Regions from separate parts of the Mus musculus genome. Here region 2 is linked to region 1. The links are chromatin loops, found by intact Hi-C in ENCODE. Cell type or tissue: heart. All regions are shown on one strand. Each heading gives the region's core, and the rest is flanking DNA. Links, peaks and the distances in the headings are about the cores only.

What was found. A loop is a pair of places that touch in the nucleus more often than their neighbours do. Peaks named below come from ENCODE experiments on the same cell type or tissue, not always from the same donor. Only the 100,000 strongest peaks of a DNase experiment are listed, where the experiment ranks them.
Region 2: it touches region 1 in a loop (4-fold over the local background); 19 of 42 quality-filtered maps call a loop at or near these places.

The regions. Positions count from the first base shown.
Region 1 is chr7:58,735,416-58,751,255 of GRCm38, reverse strand. It overlaps Atp10a (ATPase, class V, type 10A), which reads right to left. Exons shown (of 21, transcript NM_009728.2): 2 at 10,860-11,064. Among named protein-coding and RNA genes, the nearest start is that of Gm39019, 12 kb to the right of the region's middle. In heart, for the core only: a CTCF peak has its summit at 7,113 (motif pointing right); no DNase peak of the experiment used is centred there.
Region 2 is chr7:58,578,390-58,594,229 of GRCm38, reverse strand. No RefSeq gene overlaps it. Among named protein-coding and RNA genes, the nearest start is that of Atp10a, 72 kb to the left of the region's middle. In heart, for the core only: a CTCF peak has its summit at 9,790 (motif pointing left); no DNase peak of the experiment used is centred there; H3K27ac peaks cover 439 bases.

The DNA.
Region 1 (15,840 bases), core at 4,839-8,838:
GGTCAGGCTTCTAAACGGACTCTCAGCAGATCTGTGCTTGCTATTTTTTCATTAACTGTGGGAACAAAGCAAACCAAGGCCCGGCTCTTTTTGTAATGTAAAACAAACACCAACTTGGGAAACACAAGATATCTCTTCCAGTGGAAATTAGTCTTCCCTCAAGGAAATCCTATAATAAAAAGTATATTCTAGCCAGGGGTTGAAAGGTGTTCTTTCACTATTTCTACAGAAAAAAAAAAAAAAGAAAAAAAAAAAACAAAAAACTTGAGGAAAAAGATTCTTCTGTCTTGGCAACTAATAGCTTGACATTTAACACATCTCTAAAAACAAACAAACAAATAAATCCATGTAGCACAAGTTCTGAATATTGTTCCATCACAGATTCTGGCTCCTTATGATGCCCTGTCATTCCCAGATTTTAGTAATTAGCACATTAATACACAGACAGTCAGCTTTCTGGAAGAATGGAGCCATATATTACTGAGCCAAGGTTCTCTTCTACTATTGCTGATTTTTCCGGCCGGAAATTCATCAAGAAAAGGCACTTTCCACCTCTGGGAGCAGAGTGAGCTTGAATGAGCTCATGGAGATGACCAATGTGACTGACACTGCACATGGAGTAAAGTTCCCTCTGAAAATACACTGATGGTTGAATTGTGCCTCTTTCAAAGTCCTATGCAGAACTACCAAATATGACTGTATACATGGAACAAGCCTTTGAAGATGTGAGTTAAAATGGAGTGTTAGAGTAGGCCCTGACCCATTGTGACTGTCTCCTTATAAAGACAGGAGATGAGGTCACAGAGGAAAGAACCAGTGAAGACTAAAGAAATGGCTACCCACAAACTGAAGAGAGCAGCTCAGATGGAGCCAACCCTACCAAGCCCTAGCCAACCCTACCTTGACCCCTAACGTCCAGTCTCCAGGACTGAGAAAATAAATTCAGGTTTAAGTTCCAGAATGTGTAATTCTTGATTTTAGTAGTCTAAAATATGTGTGTAGGAGACCTCAGCTATGCTGCCCATAACTAGAGCTGTAAAAACCCTTAGATCTGGCAGCTGAAACACGTCAGCAGGTGTCTCTACTCCTAGCTCCTCCAGACCGAAAGTGAAAATGAGCAGAGATGACTGAGCAGTGCTGGGCCCTGCGGTCTAGAAGCTGGGATATGAGCCAAGAGTATCATTCATACCTTCATATGAGGCATCACTTTCTCTTGGCAAGACACAAGCTGCCTTTCTCCTCCATTCCGCTGGACATTTTCTGTTAAGACTTAACGGGTGAGTTTCTATGTTGCTTAGTCTATGTTGAAAGAGTTGGCAGCACTTAGGTTCCAGAGGACCAAAATGTACAATAGTCTTGAAGTCATTAGCACAAGAAAAGACTTCCTGAACAGAATTCCATTCGCATATGTACTCAGATCAACAGTTAATGTGTTAGTGAAACTAAAAAGCTACGTACACCAAAGGACACCACCATTCAAAGGTACAGGCTACACATTTTTTACCAACTCCACCTTCTACAGAGGATCAATATCCAAAATATATAAAGAACTCAAAAAAAAAAAAACCTGAACATCAAGAAAACAACCAAATTTAAAAATAGTGTATAGATCTAAACAGAAATCTCAAAAGGAGAAATTCAAATGACTGAGAAACCCTTAAAGAAATGGTTAACATCGTTGGTCATCAGGGAAGTGTAAATCAAAACACTTTTGAGATTTCATCTCACATCAGACAGAATGGCCAAGATCAATATAAGAAATAGCAAGTCATGCAGGCAGCAATGTAGAGTAAGGAGAGTATTCATCCAAACTTGTACAGCAACTAGGGAACTCAGGCTGGAGGTTCCTCTGGAAGCTGGGAAAGGGTTTACCTCAAGATCCAGCCATACTACTCTTGAGTATATACTCAAAGGAACTTTCATTCTGTTGCAAAAAACACTTGCTCAACCATGGTTTCCTTTTGGTTTTTGTTTTTTTTTTTTTTTTAACTTTTTGTTTTGTTTTGTTTTTTTGTGGCTCTCCTCATAATAGCTAGAAACTAGAAGAAAACTAGATGTCCATCAATAGATGAAAGGATAAAGAAAATGAGATACATTTACACAAGGGACTATTACACTCACTGTTTAAAAATGAAATCATGAAATTCATGGGTAAATACATGTTACTAGAAAAATCATCCTGAGTGAGCTAACCTAGACCCAGAAAGACAAATATAGTATGCATCCTCCTATATGTGGATGCTAGTTGTTAAGTCATTGATAAATTACAAACCATATAATCACTGAGGCTAGGTACAGAGTAAGGAGGTAGAGAGGAAGGCTGTATCTTCCTAGGAATAAGAATAGATAGTTAAGGATGGACTTGTAGATGGGGGAGTGAAATGGGAAGATCAAATGGGGGAAGGAGGAAAGAGAGAGCAAGAGAGGAAATACAGAGAGGGATGCTAAAACTAAGGGCCATGTGAGGGCTCATAGAGAATCCTAATATAGTAGAAGCTTCCTACTGTATATAAATATATAATGGAGATTTAAATGATATCACCAAATAATAGGCGGGAGAGAGTCCAACTGAACATGTCTCATTACCAAAGAAAGTTCCCAGTCTGGACTTGGCTACATCTAATTGAGTTGCTGGTTAATAGAGTCCCATGGGAATCTATGAGTAAGATCAGTGCCTTGCTCAGCCATCAGAGACGCTTTCTCCTTTAGCAAATGGGAATGAATACAGAAACCCAGAGCCAGAAAATATGCAGAGAATAAGAGACCTTGAAATCCTCCACAATAAATGGGATGCCTCCAACAAATCCCTCAACAACAAATCTCAAGGCTCATGGAACTTGGTGGAAGAGGAGGTGGAAAGTGTGTGAGCCAAAGTGAATGGAGAACAAGGAAATATGGCCTTCCAAGCACAGCACAAGAGATGCGCATAAAAACTCAGAGACTGCGGCAGCGTGCACAGGGCCTGCATGGGTCCGCACCAGGTGGGCTCCCAGAGCTGAAAAGAGAAATGTACACATTACTGACCCAAAATCTATCTCCAACTATTTGAAAAAAATTAGTTTTTCTCAAAGGGAGTCTCACTGAAGAAACAAAACACTCTTAAGGGCAGGCCCCATGCTCAGAAGTAGACAGCCAACAAAAATGAGTTCAGTGGCATTTGGGGAGGGTCTTTGTCTCATAATGTTGAGTCAGAGCATCTTTTTAAAAAATAAAATAAAATAACCAACAACAACAACAACAAAAAAACCTTTATAGGTCCTTTGCATATATAGTTTTGGCTTCCCACTTTATGTCTCCATGGGATTGCGTGTATGCAAACCTGTGCCTCTGCATCCTCTTGTGCTTTTTCTTTGGGTCTTTTTTCCCCCGTTTTGTGCTATCCCTACTGGTTTGCTTTGTTTTAGCTTATTGTATTTTGTTATTGTTCTTTATATGCTTGTTTGTTTTCTACCAAGGATCTGCGAGGGTCTGAGTCTGGGTGGGAGGAAAGATAGGGAGGAACTGGGAGACGTAGGCGGAAGTAAAGCCATAATCTGGATATATTGTATGAAATGTATTGTATTTTCAGTATAAGTAAAAAATTAAAATGTCAGTGCACACCTGGGAAAGGGTGCAGCACCCAGTGGGTGAAGGGAGTATAGCTGGCACTGCTAAAGGGTGAAGGTATCTTGCCACTTTATCAGAAAATGTCACAGTGTAGACTGTACGTATCCCCTAGATGTTACAGTGATGCCATTGGAACCTGATAGAATCTATAAGACATTGGGCCAGTTGGGAGAAGTCACTGGGGAACAATGGGACCACTGACCCCTTCCTCTCCCTCTTCTCTTTCTGGCCATGTGTGAGTGAGTTTGTTCAGTCTGTGCTCCTACTGCATCTACTCAACCAATAGCTCATGAACTGACTCCTCCTAAATGATAAATCAAATAAGCCTATTTGGTTATCTTAATCATGTGTTTCAGTGAAAGACAAGGAGCCCAGGCTAGCCTCAAATTCACTATGGGGCTGAGGATGAGCGAGAACTCCAGATTCTCTTTCCCACCCCCTCCACCAAAAGGGGGGGGGGGGCTTTGATTTCTGATGCTTTAACAGTCTTAGACTCTGACCCTGAAAAATCCCGTTCCAGCCTTTCTAAGGGAAATGACAACAGTCCACAGTACATAGGATCTCCTGAGCCAAGGAAAAAACACAGGCTTCAGAGTCTACTCTGGAGAATTTCCTGCTTGGTGGTCAAGGCTCCTCGTACTTGATAAAGGCCGGATGAGCAAACCAACCAACCATTTGATGTTTTGTCCAAAACAAACGTAGATGTGTAAGCCTTTGAAGTTGACCTAAGTTAGCCTTTCTCTCCACACAATGAAAAGCTTACTTTCAGCCCATGACAGGTGCCACTGATGAAAGTCAGTCACGCCAGGTAAACAAGAACTATTTGTTCTTTTAACTCGAAGACAAAGTTTAAATTCGACATTTTCACTTAGTTGAATCTTTGGAGTGGAAGTGGGAAGCATATTGAATTACTGGTTGTTGATCTCAGGGCTTCATACACCCTAAGTGTCCACTAGTGAAGGAGAGAGACAGAGACAGAGACGGAGACGGAGATGGAGAGACAGACAGAGATAGAGAGACAGAGACAGAGACAAAGACAAAGACACAGAGAGAATATCTTTAAAGGGCTCTGGGCCAATTCCAGACCTATGAACCTTTCCTCTGATATTTCCATGTAACTGACTTTGGAGCTTAGGGGAGGCCACTTCTCATCAGTCAGTGACACCCACATTTCTTGGCCTTTAGTAGGTGAGGAACAGTGGGGAGTAAGGCATTCTGACACATACACTTTAGTATGAGTGACTAAAAATTGCTTTACTGAATCTGACGGGCTAGAGAAGTTTAGATTTGTCCCAGTCTCAGATTAGTTAAGATTCTCAAGGGGCCCTTAAGTCACTCTGCAGCACATGAGTCATTCATTAGCATAAATAAAGTGGAAGGCTCTGAATTCATCTCACTATTGAATCCCAGATTGATCCTGTCAGATAGCACAATTCCATCCACACCTGCGTAGGTGACAGCTTTTCTTGAAGTCAATTTCATGCCTTGTAAGGTCTGCTTTGCATCCCCATCTCACAGCTTCCACCTCCTCTATCTACCTGTGGATGGGTGACACTCCAAGACACGCTCTCACCACAGTGAGAACTGAAACATAGCTTTTCTCTTGGAGGCCACATGCAAACTAAACAAACCATGTGGAGAAATGCAGAGGTACACCTGTAGACCTCAGAAACAATGGCTATAAGTAAAATGCAGTGAGCTGGTCCCAGCTATGTTCTATGGGCATGGAGAAGTTTCTGCCCATAGGACACTTTGCTCACAAAACAACTGAGAGACAGATGACAGCAGAAAGGGCCCCTTCAACAAAGAGCAGAGTGTTCTTAAGTCCACTCTGCAGTGGATGGAGAATCTGAGCACACTGACCTACAGCCTGCATCCGCAGGCGTGTCAACGACAAGACTGCAGGCCCTGTTCCTCAGATCATTATCTGAGAGACCCACTGTTTCTAGAACACGTTATCGGTGCAGAAAAGATTATTTACCATTCTGTAAATTTAAAAGTAATACAAGTCAGGTGTGCTAACACATGCCTGTAATTTCAGCATTTAATGAAGCTAACGCAGGAAGGTCACAAGCCTGAAGTTAACCTGAGCTACATAACCAGATCTCTTCTCTAATACTACAATACAAAAGTACTGCAAATATTTGTGCATACTTCTGTACACACATTCTTGTGTACAGACACACGTAAAAACATATACAATCACACCCACTTATAAACAGAAACTTATTATCAAGTGGGACAGCAGATCCACTTAAGAAAAACCATCAGAACACATAGCTTTAGTAAATCAACTGACAAAGAAACCACTCATAGAGGGCTCTTCTCCAACAGAGGCAGCCTCTGGACTGGCCTGCCCTCCTCTTCCCACCATCATCTGAAATTCCAACCCACCCCCACCCCCACCCCCAAGTTTCATGACTCTACTTCTGTTTTATTTCCACCTTCCACCCCATTCACTTCCTTACATAGATAATACGAATGCCAGAAGAAAATGCTTCTAGTTTTGATTAATGCACCTTTGATGCTTAACAGATGCTCTATAAATATTTGTTGAATTGTGTTAACATCTGCAAAGTTGTATATGACTTGTAATGCTTAGAGAATACCTTATTCTGCAGAGCTGTGCATACAACTATTACTGGTGAGCTAGAACTTCTTCCCTGGGCTTCAGTGGAATTGACACAGCTTCAGGCTAGGCCTGCAGGTCTGTGTGAATGGTTGGAAAACCCAGAGAAATCCTGAATGCTTCTGACCCCTCCCTGATGGTTCAGACAGTACCTGCTTGTTCCAGCTCCACCTGGACCAGCAGTTTTAAATATGGTAGGTAGAGTATCTGCATTTGCCTTATTTATTTCACACTGGTAACACAATGAGATGATCATTATTTCATAGAATTCATTGTTTTAGAGCATGAAAAATTTTAAAAATAGTGTTTACTGGATCTCAACGGCAAAGGCATTATAAGAGACCATAACAAATGTGATGCGCAAATAGGAATGTAATTTTTCACACTGGAATTCCTTTCTGAATTCTTGGATGCTATCATTAAATTCCAAGTTTTAAATGAAACATTTCTCTTTAAGTCAAAAACTCTTAAGTTTCCTTTGACAGAGCTTGATGATGGAGCCATCTGCCCAGTCTGGACCCTCACCCATATATTAGGTCTGAGTGGGGCATGACCATCACCTCCTACCCATTCTATAGCCCCTCGACCATGTTCAGTTTTATTCAGTCATCGTCACTGAACAAACACATTTCCACTTCAGGGTGTGTGTAGGTCTGTGTGACTGCCACAGAGAGCTAGTGTCTTAATATTCCTTCTAACATTCAGATTATGTTCAAGGTCCTCTTTCTAGAAACATCCTTGACTGCTGAAGATGGCTACTTTCTCCAGTATTAGGCCCTAACAGAAGCATCAGCGGGTAGACCTCTTTGTTAGTCTCTCAACAGATGAACACTTCATCTTACATGAATGACAGTGTAAGAGAGATGCTAAATTCTACATTGTCAGTAGAGGGCACTGGTGGGAGGTGGAGGAGTAAATGACTAAATCCAAGTTTCAGGAGTAGGGGAAGTGGAGAAAGACATTGTTTGGGCCACTTCAAGTCACTAGTCACTTTCTCCATGATTTATTTCAGGATAATAAAACTGAAAAACTTCTCTGAGCTAGGCTCAAAGGCTAGGGCTCCGTGGCACAAATGTCTAGAAAGCATCTGCCTGTCTTGATTATGGCTCACTGCAGCTGCCAGGGCTGTCCACCTCAAGAACACATAGTGTAGCCTCCCCAGTGGCCAGTGATCAGAGGGTCCCGTGGTATCCAAGCTTGGCAGCTCTCTATGATCCTCTGTGGTACATTTCCAGTGAGTTCCAAAATTACAGTTCCTCATTAGCCCTCCCCACCACCATAGGCTATGGAAGTGCCCTGAGTAGAGAAGGCTGTGTTTTGTCTTAGACCTGATGCTTGCAACAGCCACTCCTCTACCCATCAGCCTTATCCCAGATTACATTTGCTTCCTGTGTGGCACTGCAGTTTTCGCTTCAACAGCAGAATACCTGGCCAGTGAGACAGGCATCCTGTGCTCCATTACTACCACCACAAGAACACATAAAAGTCCTTGATAGACTTTCTCTGGTGCAATCATGTGTGACTTGTCTCCTGACTGGACTCTGATGACACACTCCTCCCCTGTGGAAATGGCAAGGTCATTGGTTATTAAAGAAATACAGACATAAAAATCCCTTCTAATTTAAGTTTTCCTGCAGTCTACTCCTTCCAATTTACTATCTATCAAATGGGTAAAATATTTCTGTGACTCTTATATAAATCAAGATTGGGTTCATTCTTCATCTTTCTATGGCTTAAAAACAAAAGAAACAAGCAAGCAAAAACAAACACTTAAATACAGAGAACTTGCATTGTAATGCTGCTATGAGACACTTGTCTTGTCAGTTGTTGGACATTTAGAACCAAAGACTTATGGCTTTTTACTTTCAATAAAGGAAATAAATACATAAATTTCAGAATTATAGTATGTCAATATTAATCATGAAAATGAAAAAAATACATCAATATGAAAACCAAAATGTGTATACATCTTGAAGAATTTTGCTGCTGTCCAAGAAACCATTAATAAGAAGTCAGAGTTCCCTAAATTGTTAGTGTGACCTAATTTGACTAGATTATGACTCAGTTCTATTTGCTTCCTCAAGTCTCCCTAGAGGGTGATAGAGAACAACCTTCTGTATTAGTTACTTTTCCTGCTGTGACAGGCACATGACAGACAGCAGCTTGAGGGTTTATCTCTGCCCTTCTACAGATACAGTCTACCATGGCAGTCATGGCCATCATGGCAGCAGATACATGAAGCAGCTTAGTCACACACACACGACATCCAGAGTCAGGAAGTGGAGCATGAGGGATGCTTGTGCTGGGCTTGCTGTCTCCTTTCTAGTCAGTCCAGAATCCCAGGCCAGGGATGGTATTACCCACAGCTAAGCTGGGTCTCTCACTTCAGTGAACCACATAATCCCTCACAGACATCTCAAAGATTTGTTTCCATGGAGATTCCCTAGCCCATCAAATTAAAAAGATTACCCATCATACCAACTTTGAATCTTAAGCATCCCACTTACATCTGACTTGTTTATAGGAAACATGATGAAGCTACAAAGTGTCACAGTTGCTGCTTGAGAAATAAGAGGGGTTTAGAAGAGTTCAGAAGTTGAAGAATAAAAGACATGAAATGATTAAGTTCTTTGGAGTTAGCTAAGGAGTCAGTCCGTGTCCATCCCTACCACCATGCTAAACATGGCCACTATACTCTTGGCTCTACATATCATCATCTTTCCCTCAATTTCAGATACTCACACGTGCTCACTTAGGTCTGCCTCATCCTCTACACACTGCACTACTTCTGTGCTGCTCGTTGTACCGGGCCCCACCTCTTCCTTCCTCCTGGTGAGACACTGAAAACTGGAAGGGGACTTGTGTCCTTTGCAACTGTCATTGCTGCACAGTGTTATCTCCCCACACATCATCTACTTGTCTCCTGAAGAGAAGGCAGGAGTTTCATGTTCTAGGACAGAGAAGCCAGGTAGGCCCAGGCTAATAGGCATAAGCCTGGCTTACTGCTAAGACTTAACACACTGCCCTGCACGTGGTCTCACACAACTACCATCAGAAAGCATAATTATCAGGCAAGGTCAGAAATTGCATGGAAGAGCCCCTAACAAACAGGTTTGGTAGACTTCCTGTCCCTGGATAAAAGTGTTCCACTTAAACAAATGAATGTGTACTTTTGTCTGGTATGTATATGTGTATGTATATGTAGGGGGTGTACATATATGTATATATGTAGTACTCTATATATGTTTATACATATACATTAAGTTTCTCATGGTTATTTTGTTTTCAATGATGTCTTCTTACATAGCCCATCTGCGCTTTGAGCTGTCCCTCTCCTGCCTCAGTTTCCATCAGCCCTGATTATAAACATGCACCATTACAATACAGTAATTTTGAAATTTTATGTCTATGGTTTCACAAAATATATTTGGTAGACAATCAAAGAGGTTTTTTGTTGTTTTTGTTTCTTAGTCTTAAGCGGGAAAATTGTGATGGAAACAGGAAAGAGCAGGACACCAAGGCAAAGACTTGTAATAAAGTGACATCCATGGAGGCAGCTGGCTCAAACACTCCTGCCACAGGTCTCAGCATTAATCTCTCTTTGAGGCCTTCTTCTCAGAGTGTGAAGTGGCATCTCTGCCAGCGATGGTGAATGAAATAAACTGCAAGATATTGCAAGAGTGGGAGGCAGGGCTCCTAGACCCTCAGCAATCCTGATCAAGGAATCACTTCATCCACAATGACTGCTCCACCTTCCTTCAGATCCATAAACTATCAAACAAGGCCAGTTGCTAAAACCAGGCCCCATGGACTATGCTTCTAAACCACATCTCCTAGGCAAGTGGGTAGGATGACGCCATGTGGCAGAAGGAATCTCCAATGACATCTTCTTTGAATGCAGTACTCACTTCCTTCGACTACTTTTCAAAGCGTCCTCAGTACATGCAATGGCCAGACCTGAAGGACTGACTCAGACAGGCAATGTGAGACAGAGTAGGTATGGTCAGGAGGAGGTTTCCTCACTTCCTTTTAGACAGTTCCGGTGTCTGGGGACTTGTGTCTCATGATTTCATTCAGTGTTAGCACTGGATGTCCCTGCATAGGCTTAGAAGGGGCAACCCTTATTAAGAACATGCATGGCAAAACCCCTTTGGGATTTTTTAGCTTGTTTGTGGGTAAAACCTCCCATTCCTATTCCCCACTCAACCCCATTCTTAGCTGTTGTTTAACACATCAGAGGCAGAGCTCAACTTTGGAAGCCCCGAGGCTGAACTGAACAGGTCCTTTGAAGAGATAATGTTCCCAACCTACGTAAGAACAGGTCGTGATTCTGCTATGCTGCCATTTGGTGACCTAGAACAAGGACTCAGTAAACGCTGACTGTTTCAGAATGTCCCCTCAGAATTCTTCAAAGACTAAATATCATTCTGAGAAACTCATTAAGTGTACACTGGAAATCACAGTCGGAAAAAGCCCAATCCACACAGGAACAGGTTAAGCATGGGCTTAGGCATGAAGAAGGGCTATCAGACTCTGAGTTACTAGGAAAATTGGTCCAGCCCAATAACAGAGGCTTTCAGACGAGACAGATGCCTGTGGTGCTCTGAGAATGCAGACCACTTACAAGCTCCGAGAAGCCACGGACCACTTGGCGCCGCTTCAGGTTGGTCTCTCCATCCAGGTTAGCAGTCTCGATGTGGCACAACCCGTCAGGGTCACTGGATGACAGCAGCAAAATGTCCGCAGGTATGATTTCATTGCAGCAAAGACGGACAAAGTCGCCCACTCGGATTTCTTTCCAGTATCGATTCACATACTTCTTTTCTTCCCTAGTGAGAGACTTCGATTAACATGGTTGACAAAATCCAACTATGCTGAATTTGGCCAATGAGTACTTGAGAGTCATTTAAATTTTTTCTACTTTTTTCACTATAAAAAGTTATTTAAAGAAAAAAAAAAAAAAACAAGATGAAAGCTATAACTGTGCATCACTGTTGGAATTGGCCAGAATAGACAGAACTATAGGGACTGATTGTGGAAAGCTACTGTGCTGGAAGGAGGGAGATGAAGAGTGACTGCTTAATGATCGAGGAGGGTGCTTTTGGGTTGACAAAATGTTCAGGAGCTAGAGACAATGATGTGGGAGTTCAACACTGTGGGTACCATATATGCCATGTGCTTCTTCACTTGAAAGTAGTCAAAATGACTATGCCCAGTCCTGTACCCCAAAGAAGAGAAAGCAAAGATTCCTACAGATCACCTGTGTTCATTGTGGTATGACAACAGCCAACATGTAGAATCAACCCATCCTCCCACTGATGAACAGGCAGACAAATACAGTGCACATACAGAGGAATATTACCCAAAGAAAGCTAGAATGCAGGTGAACCTTGAAGATGTTGTGCTAGTGAAGTAATGATTCTCAAAAGGACTATCTCATCCCTCCACTCATAAGGGACTTCAAGCAGGCATATGTACAGAGGACAAAAGAGTTACCAAAGACTGGGGGACCAAGGAGCTGAAGGGGTCTGCAACCCTATAAGTGGAACAACAATATGAACTAATCAGTATCCCCCAGAGCTCATGTCTCTAGCTGCATATGTGGCAGAAGATGGACTAGTCAGCCATCATTGGGAAGAGAGGCCCCTTGGTCTTGCAAACTTTATATGCCCCAGTACAGGGGGATGCCAGGGCCAAGAAGTGGGAGTGGGTGGGTAGGGGAGCAGGGTGGGGGGAGGGTATAGGGGACTTTTGGGATAGCATTTGAAATGTAAATGAAGAAAATATTTAATAAAGAAAAGACTGGGGGAGGACAAAAATATTTCTTCATTGATATAGTTGCTACCTGGTGATGGCAAAGTTATGAAAATAGTGATGATGGTTGCCCTGCACAGCTTCATTAATGCTACCAATGTATACATTTAAAATGGTCACAATGGCAGATTTTTGTCATATGCCATTTTTCTTTATTTCAAAATGTAACTTAACTGTACTGGCAATCTTTATGTTATGTTTATTTACAAGAACTAAAAAGAACATCATTTAAAAAACTTTAAACTAGAATTATATTGCACCTGTTTAACAAGACATTGGGTTGTCTTAGAGCTCTTGCGGGGGGGGGGGGGGGGGAGTGATCTCTGAGCAAAGCCACAATTCAGGATCTGGTCTGCAAAAATGGACATGAGGCCAGGTCCATTCTCCCCACTGAATCAAGAAGAAACCCATGACACCAACTACAGTTACCAACCTCTGTAGCCTTCAGAATGTGCTCACTATGTCATCCATATGACCACTGGGAAAAGCAAACTTCTAATCCAACACAAATGTCACTTTTAACTGTTTCTTGGATGTTTTGTATACAGTGTAAGGAGCTGGCTGTGAATATATCCAACTGTCTTAAATTCCACACTGGATTTGAGGAAATCCCCACGAACTTCAAGGGCTACAGGTGCCGCCTTCGGATTCTTGTGTTTCCCTTCCCTGTCTCTCTCCTCTCATCTGTCTCAGTCTGGGTCACGGTCTCTTGATACAGAGGCTTTGTTGCCCAAGCTGGCCTCAAACTTCTGGACTCAAATGACCCTACCGCAGAAACTAAAGTAGCTGGAACTGCAGGTACACACCACCACTCCTGGCTCTTCCTCCATTTTACACCTCTATTTTCTTATGTTTTACTACTTCAAGATCCACCAAACCAATGATGCACAAAGTGCAGCAATGGCCATTATAAAGTAAGATTTAAATGTAGCTTCTATCCTCGAATATAAACACAAAGAGAGACACAATCACTAGAGAGCATCCTGTGGGCTGTACCAATCAAGCCCATGTAGTTGATCATACACCCCATACAACAATACATGCTTCCATTTATGTCCAGTGTAATGATATATAGACTTACTATGTTTAGCCTAGGGAACTGTATGGCCCACTAATCACACTAAGATTCCCTGTGCCCGTCCCCACCCTACCCAGAAATGGGTAGCTATGAGACAGCACATAGAAGTGACACTCCATCACCCATCACTCCATCCTTTTTTGGTAAGAGAATTAATTGATCAGTGTCCCACCTTTTAGTCCCTTACAATGGGCATTAAATTTCCTTGTAATTTTTTGTGGGGTCTGTCTAATTACAGCCCAGACCTACCCAATGGGAAGAGGTGGACAAGAAAACTTTCTAAATGCAGAAGCCTTGTGTCTTAGTCAGGGTTTCTATTCCTGCACAAACATCATGACCAAGAAGCAAGTTGGGGAGGAAAGGGTTTATTCGGCTTACACTTCCATGCTACTGTTCATCACCAAAGGAAGTCAGGACTGGAACTCAAACAGGTCAGGGAGCAGGAGCTGATACAGAAGCCACGGAGGGATGTTCTTTACTGGCTTGCCTCTCCTGGCTTGCTCAGCCTGCTTTCTTATAGAACCAAGACTACCAGCCCAGAGATGGTCCCACCCACAAGGGGCCTTTCCCCCTTGATCACTAATTGAGAAAATGCCTTACAGTTGGATCTCATGGAGGCATTTCCTCAACTGAAGCTCCTTTCTCTGCGATAACTCCAGCTGTGTCAAGTTGACACAAAACTAGCCAGTACACCTTGGAACCTCCTATATGAGGACAGCTGGCAAGACTCGGAGCAGACAATACAGCTAATCCCTGCTGGCCATAGAAAGTGTGATGAGATCATGTTTGTATGGTGTTTAGCGGCTTATATGTGTGACTTTTATTACACAGCCATAAAACCAACACATGTCATCTCTAACTCCTACACCAAGGCTAGGGCCCTCCAGCCCTTCCTCTCTGCTCCCTTTTCCTCTTATTCCATTTTCTCCTTTCTTCTTTTCCCCTCTTCTCTCTCCCAGGCAGCTCCATAGTCTATATATACCAAGCAGTAAACAAGAAATATGCCCATCACATAGGTTTACAATGTCCACTCCTGAGAAAGAATTATGTCATGAAAGGAAGTGTGGTTCACCAGAGGGTGAAATGACACATAAACAAAGGGACTTGACAGTGTACAGCTGTGAAGCATGAGCTGGGATGTGGTCACACATCATAAATCATAGTCACTCCAGAGGAATGACAACCAGCTCTTCTGTTAGCCAGGCACACCAAGATTCAACTAACTGAAAACTGTCAACCCAAGGAAAGTTCAGAGAGCAATTACAAGAGAGAATATGTGTGTGTGTTTCTTGACATTCATCAACTACTGATGGCTGGAGATATCCTAGACCCTAGAGCAGTGCTTTTCAACCATCTTAATGCTGGATCTCTTTAATATAGTTTCTCATGTTATACTGACCCCCCCCCAAGCAAAATTGTTTTTGTTGCTACTTCATAACTATTATTTTGCTAATGTTATGAAGAATAATGGAAACATGTTTTCTGATAGTCTTAAATGATGACTTCTGTTAAAGGGTCCTTATACTTCTCCCTCAATGGGGTTGAGACCCACAGGTTGAGAACCACTGCCCTAGAGGCTAACTTTCTGCCTCTTTTCTAAACCAATTAACTTTCTAACTGTTCTAAATACTTACTGTTAAACCTACAGATAAGGGTAGCTTTAATTCCTCACCAAAGAAGCTTCTTTTTACAACAAATGGTGACCATTACAGAGAACAAATGGAGACCATTACAGAATGCATAACTCATCAGACTGCACAGAATAAGTGACTGTGGTATGTTCAGCCAGCCGCACCTGATATATTTACAATGTACTCTTTACATATAAGGCTCAAGACATATTGGAAAGGAGGTGGAAATATTGTAAACCAGAAGACTAAGATACGGGCAGCAAAACAGTGTTACCTAGACATGACAAGGAAGTTGGCACCCATAACATCTTAAAAACATGGATGCTTAAATAAGACATGCATCATGACAACACCAGTGGGTGTACTGATGAAGATGGGAGAAATCCCACAAGAGCTGCAAGCAATCAGTGACAGCTGAAAGAGAATTTCAACTTTCTCCAATGGTGAGCTCCCTGATAGGTTATCATCCAATCCGAAGTAATCATCCCTTAACACATGTACACAGGAACAACACTAAATAGACTCAGTGGTTTGTTGCTTTTGTTGTGTGTGTGTGTGTGTGTGTGTGTGTGTGTGCGCGCATGCACGCACATACATGTAACAATAATGAAGAAGAGGTCATGAATTTGAGGAGGTCACAGGAGGAGTGGGTGGAAGAGAAGCAGGAGTGGAAAATAAATAAAAGTAGTACTCATGTATAAAATTCTTAAAAAAATAGATAAGTATAGTAATAAAAATAAGGAACAGAAGAAAATTGGAATAGAATGTTGTATGCTTAAAAAAGCCAGGCCTAAGGTTAAAAGCATAAGCAAGTCCTTTCAAGCAAGGTGAATATCCTGTTACCCTCAGAATGGGGTAGAAATGTTGCCTGGTCAGTCTGCCATCAATCATCTGTATCCCTGTGACATCACCTTTCAGTCTCTGTTTGCACAGCTAGAAAGTGAAGGTGTAAACAGAAATGAGGGAATGTGTGGTTTCTGTAGTTTGCTTCCAGAGAAAAGTTGTTAACCCTTTATAATCCAGCACATGTTGCCTTCTGTTGTCATCTGAACTTTATTTGTCTATCATAGATACTCCAGGGC
Region 2 (15,840 bases), core at 7,802-11,801, 160 kb after region 1:
ATTTTTGATCTTAGCCATTCTGACTGGTGTGAGGTGGAATCTCAGGGTTGTTTTGATTTGCATTTCCCTGATGATTAAGGATGTTGAGCATTTTTTCAGGTGCTTCTCTGCCATTCGGTATTCCTCAGGTGAGAATTCTTTGTTCAGTTCTGAGCCCCATTTTTTAATGGGGTTATTTGATTTTCTGAAGTCCACCTTCTTGAGTTCTTTATATATGTTGGATATTAGTCCCCTATCTGATTTAGGATAGGTAAAGATCCTTTCCCAATCTGTTGGTGGTCTTTTTGTCCTATTGACGGTGTCTTTTGCCTTGCAGAAACTTTGGAGTTTCATTAGGTCCCATTTGTCAATTCTCGATCTTACAGAGCAAGCCATTGCTGTTCTGTTCAGGAATCTTTCCCCTGTACCCATATCTTCAAGGCTTTTCCCCACTTTCTCCTCTATAAGTTTCAGTGTCTCTGGTTTTATGTGAAGTTCCTTGATCCACTTAGATTTGACCTTAGTACAAGGAGATAAGTATGGATCGATTCGCATTCTTCTACATGATAACAACCAGTTGTGCCAGCACCAATTGTTGAAAATGCTGTCTTTCTTCCACTGGATGGTTTTAGCTCCCTTGTCGAAGATCAAGTGACCATAGGTGTGTGGGTTCATTTCTGGGTCTTCAATTCTATTCCATTGGTCTACTTGTCTGTCTCTATACCAGTACCATGCAGTTTTTATCACAATTGCCCTGTAGTAAAGCTTTAGGTCAGGCATGGTGATTCCACCAGAGGTTCTTTTATCCTTGAGAAGAGTTTTTGCTATCCTAGGTTTTTTGTTATTCCAGATGAATTTGCAAATTGCTCCTTCTAATTCGTTGAAGAATTGAGTTGGAATTTTGATGGGGATTGCATTGAATCTGTAGATTGCTTTTGGCAAGATAGCCATTTTTACAATGTTGATCCTGCCAATCCATGAGCATGGGAGATCTTTCCATCTTCTGAGATCTTCTTTAATTTCTTTCTTCAGAGACTTGAAGTTTTTATCATACAGATCTTTTACTTCCTTAGTTAGAGTCACGCCGAGATATTTTATATTATTTGTGACTATTGAGAAGGGTGTTGTTTCCCTAATTTCTTTCTCAGCCTGTTTATTCTTTGTGTAGAGAAAGGCCATTGACTTGTTTGAGTTAATTTTATATCCAGCTACTTCACCAAAGCTGTTTATCAGGTTTAGGAGTTCTCTGGTGGAATTTTTAGGGTCACTTATATATACTATCATATCATCTGCAAAAAGTGATATTTTGACTTCCTCTTTTCCAATTTGTATCCCCTTGATCTCCTTTTGTTGTCGAATTGCTCTGGCTAATACTTCAAGTACTATGTTGAAAAGGTAGGGAGAAAGTGGGCAGCCTTGTCTAGTCCCTGATTTTAGTGGGATTGCTTCCAGCTTCTCTCCATTTACTTTGATGTTGGCTACTGGTTTGCTGTAGATTGCTTTTATTATGTTTAGGTATGGGCCTTGAATTCCTGATCTTTCCAAAACTTTTATCATGAATGGGTGTTGGATCTTGTCAAATGCTTTCTCTGCATCTAACGAGATGATCATGTGGTTTTTGTCTTTGACTTTGTTTATATAATGGATTACATTGATGGATTTTCGTATATTAAACCATCCCTGCATCCCTGGAATAAAACCTACTTGGTCAGGATGGATGATTTCTTTAATGTGTTCTTGGATTCGGTTAGCGAGAATTTTATTAAGGATTTTTGCATCGATATTCATAAGAGAAATTGGTCTGAAGTTCTCTATCTTTGTTGGATCTTTCTGTGGTTTAGGTATCAGAGTAATAGTGGCTTCATAAAATGAGTTGGGTAGAATACCTTCTACTTCTATCTTGTGAAATAGTTTGTGCAGAACTGGAATTAGATCTTCTTTGAAGGTCTGATAGAACTCTGCACTAAACCCATCTGGTCCTGGGCTTTTTTTGGTTGGGAGACTATTAATAACTGCTTCTATTTCTTTAGGGGATATGGGACTGTTTAGAAGGTCAACTTGATCCTGATTCAACTTTGGTACCTGGTATCTGTCCAGAAATTTGTCCATTTCGTCCAGGTTTTCCAGTTTTGTTGAGTATAAGCTTTTGTAGAAGGATCTGATGGTGTTTTGGATTTCTTCAGGATCTGTTGTTATGTCTCCCTTTTCATTTCTGATTTTGTTGATTAGGATTTTGTCCCTTTGCCCTCTAGTGAGTCTAGCTAAGGGTTTATCTATCTTGTTGATTTTCTCAAAGAACCAACTCCTCGTTTGGTTAATTCTTTGAATAGTTCTTCTTGTTTCCACTTGGTTAATTTCACCCCTGAGTTTGATTATTTCCTGCCGTCTACTCCTCTTGGGTGAATTTGCTTCCTTTTTTTCTAGAGCTTTTAGATGTGTTGTCAAGCTGCTAGTATGTGCTCTCTCCCGTTTCTTCTTGGAGGTACTCAGAGCTATGAGTTTCCCTCTTAGAAATGCTTTCATTGTGTCCCAAAGGTTTGGGTACGTTGTGGCTTCATTTTCATTAAACTCTAAAAAGTCTTTAATTTCTTTCTTTATTCCTTCCTTGACCAAGGTATCATTGAGAAGAGTGTTGTTCAGTTTCCACGTGAATGTTGGCTTTCCATTCTTAATGTTGTTATTGAAGATCAGTCTTAGGCCATGGTGGTCTGATAGGATACATGGGACAATTTCAATATTTTTGTATCTGTTGAGGCTTATTTTGTGACCAATTATATGGTCAATTTTGGAGCAGGTCCCGTGAGGTGCTGAGAAGAAGGTATATCCTTTTGTTTTAGGATTAAATATTCTGTAGATATCTGTCAGGTCCATTTGTTTCATAACTTCTGTTAGTTTCACTGTGTCCCTGTTTAGTTTCTGTTTCCACGATCTGTCCATTGATGAAAGTGGTGTGTTGAGGTCTCCCACTATTATTGTGTGAGGTGCAATGTGTGCTTTGAGCTTTACTAAAGTGTCTTTAATGAATGTGGCTGCCCTTGCATTTGGAGCGTAGATATTCAGAATTGAGAGTTCCTCTTGGAGGATTTTACCTTTGATGAGTATGAAGTGTCCCTCCTTGTCTTTTTTGATAACTTTGGGTTGGAAGTCGATTTTATCCGATATTAGAATGGCTACTCCAGCCTGTTTCTTCAGACCATTTGCTTGGAAAATTGTTTTCCAGCCTTTCACTCTGAGGTAGTGTCTGTCTTTTTCCCTGAGATGGGTTTCCTGTAAGCAGCAGAATGTTGGGTCCTGTTTGTGTAGCCAGTCTGTTAGTCTATGTCTTTTTATTGGGGAATTGAGTCCATTGATATTAAGAGATATTAAGGAAAGGTAATTGTTGCTTCCTGTTATTTTTGTTGTTAAAGTTGGCATTCTGTTCTTGTGGTTGTCTTCTTTTAGGTTTGTTGAGGGATTATCTTCTTGTTTTTTCTAGGGCGTGGTTCCCGTCCTTGTATTGGTTTTTTTCTGTTATTATCCTTTGAAGGGCTGGATTCGTGGAGAGATAATGGGTGAATTTAGTTTTGTCGTGGAATACTTTGGTTTCTCCATCTATGGTAATTGAGAGTTTGGCTGGGTATAGTAGCCTGGGCTGGCATTTGTGTTCTCTTAGTGTCTGTATAACATCTGTCCAGGCTCTTCTGGCTTTCATAGTCTCTGGTGAAAAATCTGGTGTAATTCTGATAGGCTTGCCTTTATATGTTACTTGACCTTTTTCCCTTACTGCTTTTAGTATTCTATCTTTATTTAGTGCATTTGGTGTTCTGATTATTATGTGTCGGGAGGAATTTCTTTTCTGGTCCAGTCTATTTGGAGTTCTGTAGGCTTCTTGTATGTTCATGGGCATCTCTTTCTTTAGATTTGGGAAGTTTTCTTCAATAATTTTGTTGAAGATGTTTGCTGGTCCTTTGAGTTGAAAATCTTCATTCTCATCCACTCCTATTATCCGTAGGTTTGGTCTTCTCATTGTGTCCTGGATTTCCTGGATGTTTTGAGTTAGGATCTTTTTGCATTTTCCATTTTCTTTGATTGTTGTGCCGATGTTCTCTATGGAGTCTTCTGCACCTGAGATTCTCTCTTCCATCTCTTGTATTCTGTTGCTGATGCTGGCATCTATGGTTCCAGATTTCTTTCCTAGGGTTTCTATCTCCAGCGTCGCCTCACTTTGGGTTTTCTTTATTGTGTCTACTTCCCTTTTTAGGTCTAGTATGGTTTTGTTCATTTCCATCACCTGTTTGGATGTGTTTTCCTGTTTTTCTATAAGGACTTCTACCTGTTTGGTTGTGTTTTCCTGTTTTTCTTTAAGGACTTGTAACTCTTTAGCAGTGTTTTCCTGTTTTTCTTTAAGGACTTGTAACTCTTTAGCAGTGTTCTCCTGTATTTCTTTAAGTGAGTTATTGAATTCCTTCTTTATGTCCTCTACCATCATCATGAGATATGCTTTTAAATCCAGGTCTACCTTTTCAGGTGTGTTAGGGTGTCCTGGATTGGGCGAAGTGGGCGTTCTGGGTTCTGATGATGGTGAGTGGTCCTGGCTTCTGTTAGTAGGATTCTTACGTTTACCTTTCGCCATCTGGCAATCTCTGGAGTTAGTTGTTATAGTTGTCTTTGTTAAAAGATTGTTCCTCTGTTGATTTTGTTACCCTCTATCAGCAGGCGTGGGAGACAAGCTCTCTTCTCTGAGTTTCAGTGGTCAGAGCAGTCTCTGTAGGCAAGCTCTCCTCTCTCAGGGAAGGTGTACAGTTATCTGGTGTTTGGACCTCCTCCTGGCTGAAGGTGAAGGCCCAAAACAGGATCTTTCCCAGAAGCTGTGTTGCTTTGGCCAGGAAGGTGGCCAGTTGTCTGGAGTCGAAGATGTTGCCGCCTCAGAAGCTCTGTGGCTCTTGCCGGGAAGGTGGCTGGTTGTCTGGAGCTGAAGATGGTGCCGCCCCAGAATCTCTGTGACTCTCTCGCCCGTCCCAGAAACGGCTGGCACTCTGTATTCCACACGGTCACCCGTGCAGCCTGCCCTCCGCGGAGTCCCGGAGCCAAGAAGGCTCCCGCCGGCGCCTGTGCCACAAACCTCTCAGGCCAGGCAGACCCCCGTGCTCTCACCAGGAAGGTGGCCGGCTGTCTGGAGCTGAAGATGGCGCCGCCCAGAAGCTCTGCGACTCTCTCGCCCGTCCCAGAAACGGCTGGCACTCTGTATTCCACACGGTCACCCGTGCAGCCTGCCCTCCGCGGAGTCCCGGAGCCAAGAAGGCTCCCGCCGGCGCCTGTGCCACAAACCTCTCAGGCCAGGCAGACCCCCGTGCTCTCACCAGGAAGGTGGCCGGCTGTCTGGAGCTGAAGATGGCGCCGCCCAGAAGCTCTGCGACTCTCTCGCCCGTCCCAGAAACGGCTGGCACTCTGTATTCCACACGGTCACCCGTGCAGCCTGCCCTCCGCGGAGTCCCGGAGCCAAGAAGGCTCCCGCCGGCGCCTGTGCCACAAACCTCTCAGGCCAGGCAGACCCCCGTGCTCTCACCAGGAAGGTGGCCGGCTGTCTCTCTTGTTAATATATTAATGGTCACTTTCTTTATAGGTTGCAGGCGCTAAACTAAAACATCCCTGAGTTCTGGTGGATATTGAACATGATCAGCAGAAGCAGGCAGGTTCACACAGAAAGAAGCTCAGGCAAACTCTACTACTGACCCCTGGTTCTTAGTACCCATCTGTTTCCACTTCCCTTTTTCACTATCTGACCCTCTTCTTGATTGACTCCTCTGTCATGTCTGCTACCTGATTGTCATAAGTTATAACAGAAGGCGCCCTGACTCGCCTGACCTGTTCCTTGGCCTGTTACTCCTCTGTGTTCCTCAGTTGAAGGTGACACGCCACCTGAAACTTTTCTATCTCAGAAACTATGATCCTAGAGCATCATAGCATATACCCATATTTCTTTCCAAGAGACGCCTTCAGATAATTTGTGACAGATTATGGTCATCTTTCTGTTAGGTTCTTTCTTAAAACAGCTATATCTTACGTTTCTTTTGGGCTTTCAATGTTGTGTTTGAAGTGGATCAAATGGTAGATTTCTGTTTTGCTGAACAAAAGGAAGGTGTGATCTACAAATCCTACAAAACTGCTTCGGAAGATCACCCCCTCTGGATTTTATTTTATTTTTTTTCTGCAGCTGACCCTGAGTGGGTATACTGAGGTCATAAACCCATCAGAGGTGATGAAAGTGTGATGCAATGCACAAGAAATGTGAATCGATGCTATAGCCAAGGCCTCCACTGCCTTTGCCATCAGCCTCTGAGCTGATGCTTGAGAAAACATCAACAGCATCAGAAGAAACAGAGGTCAGAAACTTGGCAGCACCCGTGTTTCAGGCCTCACCAAATCCACCATAAAGGAACACTGTTTACTGTATCTTAGTTGATCTTTCTTCTTGGCTGATGAGAGCATGCAGAAATCTTGTCTGATGGTACCATATGTTCATTCTGTACAGTGGATATAGGACTTAACTTTTGGAGGAGATCCTTGGATCATCCGGCTAGACTCAGGAATATGCAAATTATGGTAGCCGTATTGGTGATCACCTAAACCTCTCTAAAGCCTTCCAATAAAATATATGGCTGTGGTGGGACAAAGGTAAGGAAACAAAAAAAGACACTGGGGGAGACTATGGGAGGGCTAGGGTCACAGCTGGTTGAGGAGGAGGAGGAGGAAGAAGGGAAGGTACTACAACAGACTGTTCAGAGATGCCATTATGCTAATGAATTTTAAGATAAAAATAAAACTTGTTCACTTGGTTAGTCCTAAGGTAAGTTTTCTAGTCTTTATCACATTCATTTCTATTTTTTTATTTCCTTCCTTCTGTCAGCTTAGCTAGTTGGTTTTCTTCTTCCTTCTCTCTCCTCCTCTTCTTCCTCCTCCTTCTCTCCTCCTCCTCTCTTTATTCCGTGAGGTATAAAGTTAGGTTATGAGCCTTAGATTGTTTTTAACTTAGTATTTCTTGCTTTTAATATCTCTCTCATGACTGCTTTGCTGAGCCTGTAGGGTTTGGTACAATTTTATTTTTATCTGATTCAAGATTTTTTTCTAAATGTTGTCTTGATTTTTTCTTTTTGGCCTAGTGGTTTTTCAAAGGTTAGTTATTCATGTCTTAGGAATTGTTTCATTTTCTTTTGGCATTAAATTATAGACTCATTCATTGTAGTATAGAAGGAATTTGATATAATTGATATGTTATTTGATATAATATAGGATCTGATGACTTATTTTTCAGTCATTTATTCTTCCTTGAAGACTACTGCAAACACTTGGGAGGAATGGACATTCTGCTCCTAGGTGGAACGTTTTAGATAGGCCTGTTAGAGCCATTAGGTTTATAACATGAATTAAGTCTGTAATTATTGACTTTCTGTCTGGTTGTTCTGTCTGTTGTTGAAAACCTGGCACTAAAGCCTATTATTATTGGTATTAGGTTATCAACATCTTCAGATCTATCCATGGTACCTTATACTTTCAGGTGCTTTGACATCTAGTATGTGTATAATTAGTTATTTTGTTGAAATGACTTTTCCAAGATAAACTCTTCTTTATTTTAAGGGTTTTGATTTTGAGTCTGCCTTGTCTAAGTGTGGCCACCTCTATTCTGTCACTGTCGCCACATGTTTGGAATCTTTTTCCATTTCTTTTCTTTCATCCTCTGTGCATCCTAAGATCTAAGTGTGGACATCTGCCACTCTTTACTATATCCCTTCTGTATGGTGAACATTCACACAGGATAACAGAATGGTGGACAGTGCACACCACTTTGAAAGGACAAGCAGTCTCCAGTTCTGATTTGCAGAAAAAAATGTGGCATGCAGTTATGACTAATTCGAACCACTAACATTTTCTACACTTAAGCAAAATTTCACTCAGCGACAGAAAAAATATACAATTATTTTAAAAAATTTACAAATGAAACCTCTTTTGCCTTTTAGTTTATAATTTGTCTTTGACTTATAGAGGGGTGATATCTTCCTTTCTATCACTCATGCTAAACTTTCTCAGTTACCTTAGTGTCTCGGGGCAGAGAGAAAAGTGCACGAAGAAGGGATCTCCTCCCATGTCTGCAGTGACTCGGGACCTCTGCAAGCATGTGATCTAAACCATCCCCCAGGGGCTCCACTCACCTTGGTGATGTCATTTCATGTCACTAGAAAGTAAAAGCTTTGCACTGTGAATGCAGTTTTCTCTTGGGAACCTAGAGAAGGGCTTATCTATGCAATATATTAGATGTTTTGAGAAGATTAAATATTAGCCTAACCTTCAAAGGATAAAAATAGCTTTCCTTGAACATTCTTGGAGTGTTTCAGGGTTCTGGAGAATTTCAGTTCTTAAAATAACACTTGCCTTGCCCATTTGATCACAGTGGTGCCTGCATGCTGTGGAGAATGGAAGGGAGGAGAAGGAGCCCCCAGAGTTGCCTTTTTGTCTCTACTCTCCTGAAGGGTGTGGCTGTGCTTTTCCCACAGGGACTGCCAAACTGAAACATACTTTGCTCCACCCCCAGAGGAAAGTACTCAAGCTCTGTTATAGAACACTCTTGTTTCTTGGTCTGAAAGAGGGAACTGTCCTGTGTACAGCAGGGGATGTCACATACATGAAATCCAGATTGCTCACTCTCAAGCTGTGGCAAATCCTAGTGCTTGGACCATTGCCACCTAGCTCCTGGGCTTCTTGATCCTGCCTCTGGGCTGTCTTTGAGAATTTATAAGCCCTAAATTTCACATAACTGAGAAGTTCCCAAAACGATTGCTGTTACCTCTTCCTTTCACCCTTTGGCACAACATTAGGTAAGCGCTCCCATGTAGTTTAGTCTTTGGGACAGTAGTTCAAGTGTTCTGAGATTCTCTTTAAAGCCACTGCTAGTAGGACTAGGATTGCAGCTCACTGGTAAAACATATGTGCTTGGCATATACAAGACCCTGGGCTCAATCCCCAGAATCCACCAATAAAATGGCAAAGTCAATATTTCCCCTAGTCATTTCATAGTAATTGACACACTTGAGAAATCACAGGCACCAGTGCAGCCTGCCCCTTCATGGACATGCAGCTCAGATGCCTTCTCTGTGATGCTTGGGAGGTGATGTTCTCCTTGTACCTCTGCCCTCATCTATTTCTTGCAGTTCCTGCTCAACTGCTCCCCAGGTCTCAGTCTATGTACAAAGAAAGCTACCTGTAGGGAATGAAGCCAGCATTGTTATTTAACCAGGTAGAAGATGCCTCAACTCACTGCTTCATTTGGAAGAGGATAAAGTGGTACATGCATGACATGTGGTGCTATGTCATCACTGCACAAGGATGGCACACTTCCAGACAGCCTAGGGAATCTGTGGATCACAGTCCCCAGTACCTATACCCCAGGCTCTAGACCCTAAGATCATCTTCCTATGGGGGAATATGTTCTTCAGATGCAGTACCTCTGTCAAGCTCATTGTTAACTCTTCTCTACAAAACTGCTTCTCTCCAGAACAATTTCAATTTGAGTCTTTCTTTCAAATCCTCTTGATGCACCCTGCTGCATTCCTGGTACCTGTGCTACCTTAAGATGGAGGCTAATTCACCACCTTCCTCCAAGCCTGGAGAAGACCCAAGAGGATCCTGACTTCAGGTGAAAACCTCTGAAGAAGCAGCACATGACTCAGAAGCATCTTGCTAATGCTTAATACAGGATGATAGGTTAAAGTGAACCGGTATTTTTCCTTCGCCCCTCCCCAAGGCAAAAAGTGTAGAGGCAAGGCATGCACTGTAGACAATGGCACCATCTAGTGGTGAGCAGCCCACACCACTGATGACAGAACCCTCTGTGAGGAAAAGTCAAGCAATTAAAGTGGCTTGATCTGCTGCAACCCTATAGGTGGAACAACATTATGAACTAACCAGTACCCCCGGAGCTCTTGTCTTTAGCTGCATATGTATCAAAAGATGGCCTAGTCGGCCATCACTGCAAAGAGAGGCCCATTGGACATGCAAACTTTATATGCCCCAGTACAGGGGAACACCAGGGCCAAAAAGTGGGTAGGGGAGTGGGGGGGAGTGTATGGGGGACTTTTGGGATAGCATTGGAAATGTAAATGAGGAAAATACCTAATATATATATATATATATATATATATATATATATATATATATATATATATATATATAAAGTGGCTTGATCTGACATTGACTTGCGTTTCATCTGGATCCTTCTCGTAGGCCTTAAATAAAAGTGCGACTTTTTCTTTTAAATAAAAAACATTTAGTTCTATTTTACTATGTTCTCTGAGAAGTGTCACACTAAAAGAGGAAAGCATGCTTTTCTAAGCTAAAACTGTCCTTTTGAAGCTACTGCTAAGATGGCAGCAGGGCCAACACACTGTTCCTGACTGTCTTGGCAAAATTCTTGTAACAAATACCTCCTGCCTCTGAAGCAAGGTCTTGTTGTATAGCTCAGGCTGGCTTGGAATTTGTTTTGTGCCTAGGCCGACTTGGTTTTGAAATTCTCCTGCTTCAGCTTCTTGAGTGTTATGCCTCACCATACCTAGCTTGTAAATTTGTATTGGTAGAAAGGTATATGAGGAGTGAGCATGTACTGTCTAAATCTAATAGTTTGCCATCAAATACTTGGGCCATTATAGAAGGAGGCGGTTGGGGTGGACCAATTGGAGTTCTTACAATCCCAGGGAACCATAGGCATGAGAAACAACACACTGGCTTTCCAGCCTGAGAGTCATATGGAGGGGGAAGAGAGCCTCAGAGAAGCAGTCCGAATACTTACAGTGCACTCAGCCTACAAGCATTTCCTCATCCCTTGGACTCCCGCCTCTGACCTGCAAGGATTCTGATGTGGATGTAGAAACAAATTAAATTTCACATAGAATATCTAGTAGAGTAGACCTGATTTCTTCATTTGCTCATTTTGCTACAGACGCTGGTTGTGCACAGCCTAGGATGGCCTCATGCTCACAAGCCTCTTAACTGCTGAGATTATAGGTGTGCACCCCTACCTTCTGTTGGAATTATATTTATTTCTAACAGCAGCACACCTTCTGCTGAAGGAGTCTTCTCTGGGTCAGCATTTACAGTGGATTTAGAAGAGGTAGGAGAGTTCTGTGTTAGCTCTGGAAGTTCTGGAAGAGGCCAGACTGTTGTTACAGCTCCTAAAGAACGCCGCTGGCATTCTGAATGTATGTTCACATGCCTTCCGGCAACATTTCCCTTGATAACTTGTGACTTTTCCATGAACAGTTTTGTTATCATAAAAATAAACTTAACTTGACACCATCCAAAAAGAATAATGCAATGTTCTGTGCTACAGTAAGAAGCTGTCTGCAGACTGTGTCTTATTCTCTGTTCTAAGAGAGCCTTCATCAAGATACATTTGGAGTGTGTGTTTGTGTGTGTGTGTAACTAATAGTGATATGGAGGAACCAGCATATAGAAATTTAAAAATAAATTGGACTGTTACACAGGGTTGATCTTTATTCATTAATGCCCAAACTCTATCTCTTGAGTCCCCTTTGTTTTCTATAATAATGTCAGAATCGGCATGTATGTATTTCATCTGATGAGTTTATTGAGCAATATATTTTAGTGGCAAACACTGAGTTTTACAGAGATTGAGAATATTTTGTCAAGTTTTCCTGGGGATTAAGAACATTTAGCAATGAAATTATAAAGCCTTTATCTATTAAAGAGTTTTAATTTCCCAAGAGGCCTTGGTCTCGTCCTTCATTTTTCTTAAGGCCATAAAGTTCTGTTTGAAACGGCTTCTATATAGATAGGCAAGTCAGATGGTGCATGAAGCCTACAGCCACTCAGTCCTCACAGCCAGTGACATTCACCAGAGGCACCAGTGCCCAGTCCAAGAGGGCCTTCTTGCCAGCACAGCAGTGTTGTCATTAGCAAACATTTCTTATGTAAGATTCCTCAGGTGTCCACGAATCTCCAGTTTAATAAAATATATAATATCACAAAGCATCATTAAGTTAATACTGTTTTTCCTCTTGTTTTTATGTGTGATTTTAAATTAAAGATATTAAAAAAACAACCCAGGTGGTATTCAATGGATAGACCACTCTCCAAATATTTGTAGGGTCCTAGTTTTCACCTCTGGAGTATACATGTGAATGGGCATGTGTTCTAAGACTCATGTACATGTACACATATATTAATACACATGTCTACTCACACACATGCCCACTCATACACACACACATATACACTCACACACATATACATGTATGCTCATTCACACATGTATACATACATGTATATTCACATACCCATGCACACTTAAACACATTCTCATATACACACATCCTCTCTCTCTCTCTCTCTCTCTCTCTCTCTCTCTCTCTCTCTCACTCGCTCACACACACATACACACACTCACATATTCACACACAGGAATACTTGCACACATGCACAGGCACACACTCAGGAACATTCACACAGAGGCATACTCATACACATGCAAACATCCACACACACAGGATATATTCTTGCTGTAAAACCTGAAACACTTGTCTGATGTTCAAGCTTCTCCCTTTAAATTCCTGTTCTACCAATAACAAGACTTCTGAAATAGTTTCAATTGTTTTTCCTCCTGCACACCATAAAGACAGGCCACTGTGACAAGTGAATTGTTATATTCACCACATCTGATTCCTGTCAATGGAAAATAGAATAAAAAGTAGTGGTATTGTGGTACACCTGCATGATTTGAATGAAACAATATTGCCTGCCCCTCCAAGCATTTGAAAGACAACAGCATATTTAGGATCTAGGTGTGCACTGGCTTCACTGGTGTTGTTGGATCACTCATAGTTCCCACAGCTTTCATTGCAAGGGTGTGTGTAGGGGGGGAGGTTGCGAAAGCTTGCCCTAGAGGGGTCTGAGTTGACTGGATCTGGGAGGGTCAGGTTTGCACTTGAATGACTGAAGAGATGTCCTCACCTGGCAGGGGCCTCAAAGGCAGGTAGAAGGAAGACCAGAGCCAGGCCATCTGTGGTTCTGCTGGGTTTTTGTTTTGTTTTGCTTTTTTTTTTTTTTCAGATGCCACTGAAGTATGTTACAGCCCCTGAATGATACTGGTGTTTGCAAGAAGCTTGTGTGTGTGTGTGTGTGTGTGTGTGTGTGTGTGTGTGTGTGTGTGTGTGTGTGTACATGAGTGTGTGCTAGGAATTATACTCAAGTCCTCTATCTGCTCTAGTTTTGGGGTGGGCGGGTATCCTGATAGACCAGGAGGAGGCTAGAAATGGAGAAGAAACTTGTTATTTAAGGAAAGAAATGGGTAGAATTCTCTAACTCTCCTGGCCCTTCTCTGGAGCCTCAAGGGTCTCATGTGAGCAATGGAACTAGGACTGGGACCCAGTCCTCCCTGTCTTGCTACCTGCAGAGAGGAGCCCTAGAAAACTCAGTCCAGGACATGACAGTTCCCTTCTGCAGCAGGCTATTTCAATATTCAGGATGTGTTTCCCCTACTTTGGATAGGTGCAGAGTGTGTGGGTATGGGACAGGGTCTGTGTGATACACTACTCTACTTCAAAATCCCAAGTCCCATTGTCGTATGTATTCCCAAACATTTTCTGTGCTCTCTTGTATGGATTTCCTTCTTGGGAGCATTAAGGATTCTGAGCATCCTTGGGTGTGACTGTTAGAACTAGAAGGTTCCTAATGTCCCTGTCCTATAAGAAGAGAATTTGTGTGTGTATGGTAGGGAGGGGCAGGGGTGGGGCCTGGAGGAGCTGCAAAGCTGTGGATTTGTCCCAGCTGTTATCAAAGTCTCCCAGGACCAATTTCCTTCTCAGCTCTCAGTATAGGGCACCCTAAGATCTGCTTTCTTCTCAGTTTTGGCATTACTATCTATTGATCATGCTTTTGCAGTATCTTTAGACAAAGTAAACAATAGGGGTCTAGTTTCTCATTTAAACCATGCACTGCACAAATGAGTGACATTCACCAGAAGAGAGTAGTTGAAGGTTTCCATTAAAAGCTGAGGTTATCATAGCTGCTACTGCACAGAACTGTTGAGGCTGAGAGACCCTCCTCTGGGAGTAGTGTGATAATATTCAAAGACAGAGTCTAATGGGCTTAGGCCTAGGTACTTCTCCCTTGCATAGGATGAAGGTTCTGAGATCAGGAGGTTCATATTGTGTCTAACTCACTCCCCTTTTGCCTCCCACCATGTGAGGATACTATCTCTCCAGGTCAGATGATGCAGCATTCAAAGGCCAATTTAGAAGCAGAGATTTGGGCTTCATTGAGACAATCAAACCTTTAGGACCCTAGATCTTATTTCCCAGACTCCAGAACATTGAGAAAACAGTGAAGGAGCAGAGAGAAAGGAGCAGCTCCATCCACAACACTTGAAGTGCAGAGGCCTGGTGGAAGTCAGGGATGGTGCAGCAGTGTCTTCAGGCCAGGCATGGCTGGCACATTATTAGAGTGCTCTGGTCTGTACGAAGAATCCCTTCTCACTTGGGGAATCCATGTGTGTGTCTGGCTTCAGGCCAGGACTGGTTAAACCCTTATACCTGGGAAGTGAAGTTTTGCTCCCAAGCTGTATCTCATCTCCTAAGAGGAACTTTTTGTTTAGTTTTATTTTTGTTTGTTTTTTTTTTTTGGCTTGTGTGTTTATTAGTCAGGATTCTCTGGAGGAACAGAATAGTTTACAGGGTATGGCTGAGCTAGTCTGATAATGGCTGTCTACCAACACAAAGTCCAAGAATCCAGTAGTTGCTCAGTTCATGAGGCTGGATGTCTTAGCTGGTTTCCAGTATACAACAGAGTATCAAACAAGTAGGCTCAAATCCCAGTGACAAAACGGAGAGCCATCAGGCAAAGACAGCAAGCTTCCTTCTTCCATGTCTTTTATATACGCTGCCAGCAAAGATGTCTTCCTACCTCAAAAGATCTGGATTAAATGTGGGCCTTCTTATCTCAAATGACTTAATTAAGAAAAAAATCCCAGCCAGGTTCTGGTGATACATGCCTTTAATGTCAGCACTCAGAGGCAGAGGCAGAGGCAGGTGAATCTCTGTGGATTAGAGGAAGTTCCAGGATAGCCAGGGTCACACAGAGAAACCTTGTCTTAACAAAACAAAGAAGCAAATAAACAAAACAAAAAAGAAAGAACAAACAAAAGAAAACAAAAACAAGAACAAAAAAGAAAAGAAAGGGAAAAAGATCCCTTACAAGCATTCCCAGTCACTTGGGTTTTAGTTAATTCTCATTGACAATCAGCCAGAAATTGGAAACAACTTAGGTATCTCTTAACTGAAGAATGAGCAAAGAAAATGTGGTACATCTACACAATGGAATACTATTTAGGTATTAATCTCACTCAGAAGAGGAAACAAAATAATCATCAATGGTGGATGCAGAGAGAGAGAGGGAACTGGGTGAGAGAGGGGGTGAGGAGGAGGATGGGAGTGGGTGGAGATCAGACATAGGGGTGGGAGAGAGCTAGCAGTAAGAAGTGAAATCGGTGGGGGACATCTCTGGGACTAGCTGGAGATCTGGGACAAGAGAAGCTCCAGGGAGTCTCTGAGGGTAACCATAGCTGAGAATCCTACCAGTAAGGAATATGGAGACTTAAGTGGCCACCTCCTACAGCCAGATGTGCCCTCCAGTGGAGGGAGGGAGACATCAACCCACCCATGAAACCTTCAACTCAAAATTTGTCTTGCATACAATATGTGTAGGGATAAAGCAGAGATTGAGGGAACAGCCAATCAGTAACTGTCCCAATTTGGGACACATGCCATGTGAAAGAGCCAACTTTTGATGCTATTAATCATGCTCTGGTATGCTTGCAAA